Linked DNA regions of Homo sapiens: region 2 is linked to region 1. Evidence: chromatin loops called from intact Hi-C (ENCODE). Cell type or tissue: IMR-90. All regions are shown on one strand.

Region 1 (4,000 bases):
ACTGAATAGAGTTCGTGTAATCCTATGGAAATCAAGTCATCTTGTTGCACTGAAGTAAATGAAAAAATACAAAGGAGAAAAGGTCCAAGTGTAATTGTAATTTTAAACTAAATGCATTATTGGACTGTCACAGTGAAAACGTGATTGTTCGGCTGCGGGGGGGGGGGCGGGGGGCGGCGAGTGGACATAAACTTAGCTCACATTTAACTTAAAGGTTTCAGAAAGGAAATATGTATTCCATATTTGGTGATCATTTGTGGAAAGAGGAGAAATTGAAACAATTCTAACCCATCATTTTAGTATACTAGGGGGAATCATTCCTTCAAAAGCAGAATTAAGCAAAAAGCTTATTTTAAACATTGCAAGTCTGTATTAGCAGAAAAAAAAAGTTTCAAATTTTCTGAAAATGTATGTCCTCTCTATGTTAATAAGATGTTGACAGAGAGAAAGAGAGAGAGAGAGAGAAACTAAGTTCAGGTGTTTTATTTTTTAAGTTCTAGATACTTCTAAATTAACGATATAAATTAATGTTTTACATAAAAAGATCTAAATGAAAAGTTTTCATTATAGTTGAGAAAATGAGTACTTAGAGTGTGCTCTGATAATTTGACACATTGACATAAAACCTTAAATTGAATAATAAAACAAACGGCTAAAATATTCCCCCTTGGAAAAATAACTTTAATAATAAAGCTAGAAAAGTTTTAACTGTGTTGAACCATCACTTTTTTCTCTGGAAGGCAGATTATCCTAAAGAGTATTATTTTCCAGAAATTCTGTCAAGGCACTTTGAAATAATATATGTTTGTATTATTTAATATTCTGACACTTCCGTTCTTTGAAAATGCTCAGACTGGAATGGATACGTAGCCATGCATATATTTAATATAAATGGTATCTTGTCGTTAACATAAAATATTAAAGAGAAAATAAAACTTTGGGCTTTGTCAGTTAAGATAGAATTTTTTAGCATAATACTCTGATTTTCAAAACATAAAATTGAAACCCCTTGATTTTAACCAATCAACACAAGTCTTTCTCTTATTTGGTTGGGGATCTGCATCATATACTCTTTCTATTTTTAATATTTAGTGTTGTAGCCCACTGTTAAAATAATGAAAAATTAGTCTCGTTTCAAAATTATTTATTTATGGAACGAACATGATTAAAACATAAACACACAAACTGCAGCTGCAACAGAAAAAAAACTTGATTTATGGTTATTAAATCTTTGATCGCCATGTTAATGTTTCTTTTTCTACCTTTCATTTGCATTTTAATCTATCGAATCTTTACAGTTTTGCTGCCTCCTATTTCAATGATTGATTACAGATCTGAAATAAGAAAAACCAAGCCTAGCTTTTCTTTTCCTTTCTTCGCTTTCTTTTTTCTCTTTTTCTTTTCCCCCCCTCCCTTTCCCCCCGGGTAGATTTCTGAAACTTTCTCTCAATGCTAATGTAGACAGGACAAATTAATTCTGCTCTTTTAAATGTCAAAGATATAAATAAAAAATGTTTTCTGTCCCAAACGTGAATATTTTCCCAGCTGCTTGTTTTCGAGTCGTAAAAGATCATCCCAGCAAAATGCAATTAACAGCGAAACACACACACATACACTCACACACTCGGCGGTGCGGAATTTTTTTAAAGGACGTGTTGTTCTGAGTTGAAGAAAGGTGAGAAGTTCACCGTCCCTTCACCATCAGTAGCCTCGCTGCGGCTCTCCTCTCTCTCTCTCTCTCTCTCTCTCTCACACACACACACACACACACACACTTGGAGGTTTGGTCCCTAGTTCTATCTGTGATCTAAGTCACACAAACAAAAACAAGCTTGGTGGCAGCTTGTTGTTGTTGAGTGTTGTTGAGTTGATTTCTTGAGATAAGCAGTGTAAAGACAAAAGGGGGAGCGATGCAGGTCTGTTTGTTTTCTTTCCCCGCCGCCCCACTGTCCCTTTTCTCGTCTCCCCGCGCACCTCCCCAGACGCCCTGCCGGGGTGGCTCCGCGGATGAGGCGGTCATTTGCTGTCCGCTTTGCGGGGACGGGTCACTTTCCGCGCTGGCGTGAAAGCAAATGTGGAGCTGCTTTTGGAAGGCGCCGGCCGGACGTCGGCTAGGCTCCTTCTCCCCGCGGGCTGGGGGCCCTGGGGCTCTGCAAGGCTCTGGCTCCGAACAGATTGCGCCTCCCGCCTGGCTGCCAGTAGGAACTGGGGTGGGAGCCGCGTAACTAACAGTTGCGCGCAGGAGGCGAGCCCCAGGTGTGAGCGCAGAGGCTCTCTCCCCAGCCCGCGGGTCTGGGAACCTTTCAGGACGCCTCCCTCCCCAACTCCTACCCATGCGTCTGCTCCCTAGGCCGAGCCCCCCTCGTGAGGTTTTAATGACCGCGGACGCAGGGGAGCCCGCACTTGAGCGAGGACCGACTTCTCTGGCGGGTCCACGCTGCTCGCGCTTGCGTCCGCGGGTAGCGCGCTGTGCCCGGGTCAGGGGGCGAGCTGCGAGAAGTAGGAGGGGTCAAGACCCCCAGAAATCCCTCCATGGGCACACACACAATCAAGAATAGGGTTGAGGGTCTTGAGAGGTAGAACTACCCTAGGCAGGGCTTCTCCAACTCGGCCTTTGGACCCCGCGCGCGCCCAAGGGCGTGCCCACCGCGGAAGCACAGATCATCTTCCCGGGACTGGGTCTCCTGGACCCTGCGTTGCTCCCTTTTTCCTAGCGGCCCCGTAGCTGGCTGCCGCATGTAGGGCGATCTTCATTAACTTGGACGCCCAACGTGATTGAAATAGAGAGGAGGAAAAAACACATTTGATCTGGGCCGACCCTTTGTCTTGAAGCAGATTAGGCAGCCTAGAAATAGGAGGAAAAACAGAAAGTCTAGGCAGGAAAACTTATTGTGTTCACAACATATAAAAATGATCCGAGCGGTCTGGTACCTCAAGGGGTGAAGATAGATCCTTGTAGACGAGTGTGAAGACATGACTGGGAAGATTTAAAGTGAAAGAAACGGCAGATTATTAAGAAAGTAATAGTAAGGTGTCCCATACACTACAGTTTTATTGTTGGGTAGTAACTACCCGATTTATTTATTGCCGGGGCTATATAATAGAGATAATGACCACAAACTCAAGATAAATTCTTATGCGCCCAGCCGGTCAATTCTTTTTTATTTAAGAGAGTGAGCCTGAAGGGTGAGCCTCATCCCCTCCCCTCCTCGAAGATCCGTCTTGCTTTCTACCATATTATAAGCATGACATGCAAATAAATAAGTGCTGCTGGGTCTGTGTGGGTAGGCCGGCAGGATTTATTTCAGGTGACGGAGGAACATACACGGAATATGAATTTCCGCAGGAGTGGCGCCGTGATTCCTTCCCTCTCCCTCTCGGCCGCCCTCTCCTCAGGGTCTCCCTCCTTTTCTGTGGGAGCAGAGAGCATCCCCTGTTAAAAACATTAACGTGTCATGTCTCAGCTCCCTATTCCTTGACATATAGGTCTGGGGAGGGATGGGGGCACTGCAAAATGCAAAACGCATGCCCAAAGTAGGTTGACTTGCTGGGACTGCTCAAAGCGATTCTGGTGGACAAAGAGAAGGGTGAGTTGTAATTATGACTTCCAGTAGGGGAGCAGTATAGGAAGTATGTTAATATCATTTTGAAATATGCACAATGGTCCAAAAGTTTACTGTCCCGGATCTGGCATGGGTCCTCCCCAGCCGGATGGACCCCAAGGGGAGCCCTCCTGGCACCTTGGGACATGCCCGCCTCTCTTGGCCCTCGGTTTCTCTCTCTGGGAGCCAGGTAAACACCCCCCTGGCCAGGTGATGGAGTTAAAGATGACCTTGCTCGTTGACCGCCAAGGTCGGAAGAGAGCTGGCGGCCTCAGGTGTAGGTTCCACCTGACGCCCTGGCTGCAATCATAGTCACCGGCTGGCCTTTAAGGGGGCGGCCTCCCAGAACTGCTCTCCCCACCTGCACTCTGCGACCACTCAGGCAGATCCGGAACCTG
Region 2 (4,000 bases), 210 kb after region 1:
ACTAGACCAGATTATGATACCTTTTTAAAGAGGTACAAAGGGAATCCTGGACTGAGGGAGTCATTTGAGTATAATTTTAATTTAAAATGCCCCAGGAAACAGTAAGTATTCTTTGTCTAGATTTCTATATGGCTCATTTCTGCACTTTATTTTCTGCTCATATCTTTTTTTTTGGCAAGGCTTCTACAACTACCCTATCAAATATAGCCTCCCCCATTACTCTCTACTCACCTTACTAGCTTTATTTTTATTTTTATAGCACTTTTGCTAGCTTGCATTATATTATATATTCACTTGCTCGTTTGTTATTGTCTTTATTCATCACTAGAATATAAGCTCAAGGAGGGCAGAAACTTGATCTGTGTCCCCAGCAACCTTGAACAAACAGTACCTGAATTAGACTAGATGCCCAATAGACTTTGGTTAAATAAATGACTTGCTTGTTTCACATAGATGCAAGATTACTTAATGGCCACAATGGAGGCAATGGACATTGGTTATGACCCATAAGTGCTATTCTGGGTGGTTGCATGCCCAGAGCCATTGTAAACCTGTGCCAGTTAAGCTTTTGCCGCTGAAATGACTGCCCGAAACTTAGTGGCTCAAAGCAACAATATTTACTCAGCTTATGACTCTGTAGGTCTGCAGTTTTGGCTGGGATTTAAGCTGGGTGGTTCTTTTCACCTTGGCTAGGCTCACTCATGCGTCTGTCGTCAGGTTTGAGTCAGCTAGGTGGCTCTGCTTCCAGAGTTGGCTGACTGTCACCTGTGGTGATGGGGCTGACTAAGCCATGTGTCTCTCATCATGTAGCAAGCCAGACCAAGCTCCACATTGCACATGCTCAGTATTTCAGAGTTAGAGCAGAAAGTGGAAAGCTTTTTGAGGCATATGTTCGAAACAGGTACAATGAACTTCTGATGCAATCTATTGGCTGGAGCATGCCATAATGGCAGCCTAGATTCAAGTGATAGAGAAATAGATTTCACCTTTAAAAGGATGGAGCAGCAAAGTCTGATTTTAAGAAAATGAATCTGGGCAATGGGAGAGTTTGTGGCCACTTTTGAAATCTATCACCAAGCCTTTATTGTTTTGCCCTGAAGGACCTCCTGATCCTGTACAGATTCCTTTTCTACTAAAACATGATAAAATCAAGGCAACTAAATGTAGAAAGCTCAAATGCATATCTAGGAGCAACATCCTCATCTGCATAAAAAGGCCTTTTCTGTGAGGGAGGACTGATTGTTCGCCATCTAATAGCCATTTCGTTTTCCTTCTCCCCCACAATATTAATTATATTCTACTCTGCATGCATCTCTGCTCAGCTATCTACCTTACCTCTCAATAAAAAGAGATAGCGTTTCAAAATAAATAGCCTGATACACTGTAAAGATGCTGCAGGTACTTAGAAACAATATTTTCTAAATATTTATAAGCTATATTTCAAAATCTGTTACATTCAGTGAATTATGTAAATAAATATCAGACCTGCAAGTCACCATCCCACAGCTCCAGTGCAGCAAGTCCAATTACTCATCTATAAACAGACAAGTCATCATTTAAACTCTGTCCTCTGACTTAGAGCTCTGTCTTTGGATTCTATCCAGCTAAACAAATCTAAAGTGTGAAACTTGTTTTTTCTTACTAAAAGAAATAAGAAGAATGTATTTATTATGAGGGAGAATGACAGTGTTTATTTTATTTGCTTTTGAATTGCTTTAAGACATAAGAAAAATCCTCTGTGTAAACTGGTTCCAATCTCAATTGGAATAGGGTAAAGGGACATGCGGGTGGGAACAGGAGGTGAGAAAAGGAAAGAGGAAACAGAGAGCACATTTGCAGAGAGCTTGAGCTTAATTTTCTTGAAATGCTCCAGGCTTGCAGAGCTGCAGGCTGGAAAGACAGGTCAGCCAGATGTCAACACTTAGGTCACAGTTCTGGAACAATGTTCTGATTCCCTTACATGGTTGCAGGATATGAGGATGAGAGGGAAGCAGGAAAACCCCCAAGTAATTCACATTATGTGTCCTTGTAGACCATCCACACTCTCTGCCCTCTCTCTGTCCTGGCAATGCTCATCTCCCAAGAGACCAGATCCAGATCTAGGAAGAGAGGTAAGAAGTCTGCACTAAAAGCCTGGACATAGTAAAGTTCATAGATGGAGTTTAGGCACTAGGCTATGAAGGTTTTGGGAAGAAAATGTTCAGTGTGCTATGGGATTTTGTAGGACTTCCATGGAATCTTTAAAGGTAGGGAGCAGATGAATCTAGAAAAAGTACCTCCAGCAAGATGAGCAAAATCGAAAAGCTAGAAATGCATGTCAGGTACTTATGGTTCTTGAGAAGGTGACACTGAATGCAGAGGGAAGTTGGTCTGCAGGCAGAGAGGTTTGTGTTGGGGAGTGGTGAGGGCTTTGAAGACAGAGGCTAGGTGGGGAGCTTGGGATTTATTCTAGTGGTAATGGGAATCCACTGAGGACTTTTATACCAATATCTAAAAATGAGCACGTGAGATGTGGACAGGAGAGTTATGTGACACCTTCTAGCAAGATTGAAAGTCCAAGATCCAAGCTCCCTATTCCCAGTAATGTATCTTAGCAAAGGTACATGGAACAAAGCGTGGCCTATTGACCATCTATAACCCACCAGAATGATGAAGAATTTCTGTGTCAATGGTAGATACTGACTAACAAATGCAAGAAACTGAGTCAATCTCTATAATTCTCCATCTCTCTCTCTCTCTGAGGTTATTATATTCAAGGGACAGTCATAGGATTACACGCTCTAGGAGTGATGGTTAATTTTAAGGCTTTTTGTCAGTGAGTGCAGAGAATGATCCTTCTGGAAACTCACAGTGCTTGAAAACTTGAAACCATCTCTTTTTAGTTTCTCCACTCCTCCCAATGTTTGCTGCTGGTATTGTACTATAAATCTTTACAGGCAAATTCTTTAAACAAACAAATAAATGAACAAATAAACAAGTCTCGTGAGCTAATAAAATATCCCCTCCATCATTCCTCACAACAGCCTCTTTTCTGTCAATATGGTTTTCATTTATTCAGATCAATCCTTTCTGATTACTTATATTGGTTCTCTCTTTTCCAACTATTCTCAGGCAGATTGCTGTCTGGCAAGGGCCACTACTGAGTTTTTATGTTTACTTTATTGATCTTAGGAGATCAACCCATCTGTTTCCACTGTCCTCCAAGCAGATACAGTTTCTCAGTGAAAGATAGTATTTTTTATTTCACAGAGGTGTAAAAACCCCCTTTAGCTCATTTCTCAAATTTTACTAGTTATAAAAATCTTCGAAAAGTTAATAACTTTCCATATTATGCAATCATAATCATTTGTTGCAGAAAAAATCAAATCACAGGTTTTGATTTTTATTCTCCTCAATAGAGGAGAATAAAATCAAAGAGAATTCGAATTTACAGAGGTAATGATCGGTAATATGTGGATGTATGGCATCTACTATTTTGTTCTATGCACACACACACACACACACACACACACACAAACATTCCTATACTCAGATTTTGATCTAGGAATCAAAGAGATATAAAAATTGTTTTATTTTCCTAAGCATTTTTAGACAAAATTTGATTTGCAGTCACTATTACTCAAGATGTAGGAAAATATATGACATTGCTGTGTTATTTATATAGAGTCCTTTATGAGCAACTTAAAATATCAGTATTTTCCTGGTTTATTCAAGCTTGGCAACACTTAGAGCTTCTTCACCAAATTTAATACTTTTTTAAAAAAAATCAAGGTCATAATAAGTATTACTGGAGAAGGAAAAGAAAACAGACCAGCTGATAATTATTGTGGAGCCAGCTACTAAAAAGGGTTAGGGATCTTTTAATAAGTCTGTTAGCATTTGCACCACTGTCTCCTCGCACACCAATTTGAGATTTTACAGCCTCCACATAAATATTTTTAAAGATCCAAATTGGTTCTTTGAGATGTGAATGACAGAACTTGTTCCCTTTGCTTAAAAA

Evidence for each region. Hi-C counts contacts between places; a loop is a spot of excess contacts. Peaks named below come from ENCODE experiments on the same cell type or tissue, not always from the same donor. Only the 100,000 strongest peaks of a DNase experiment are listed, where the experiment ranks them.
Region 2: a loop joins it to region 1, with 3 times the contacts of the local background. A loop is called at or near these places in 1 of 110 quality-filtered maps.

The regions. Positions count from the first base shown.
Region 1 is chr2:66,579,501-66,583,500 of GRCh38, forward strand. The region is part of intron 1 of LINC01798 (long intergenic non-protein coding RNA 1798); the gene reads left to right. Among named protein-coding and RNA genes, the nearest start is that of LINC01798, 7.5 kb to the left of the region's middle. RefSeq lists an enhancer at 1-343. In IMR-90, no CTCF peak of the experiment used is centred here; DNase peaks (open chromatin) are centred at 1,691 and 2,251; H3K4me3 peaks cover 2,452 bases; H3K27ac peaks cover 3,150 bases.
Region 2 is chr2:66,789,194-66,793,193 of GRCh38, forward strand. No RefSeq gene overlaps it. Among named protein-coding and RNA genes, the nearest start is that of LINC01797, 88 kb to the left of the region's middle. In IMR-90, no CTCF peak of the experiment used is centred here; a DNase peak (open chromatin) is centred at 1,548.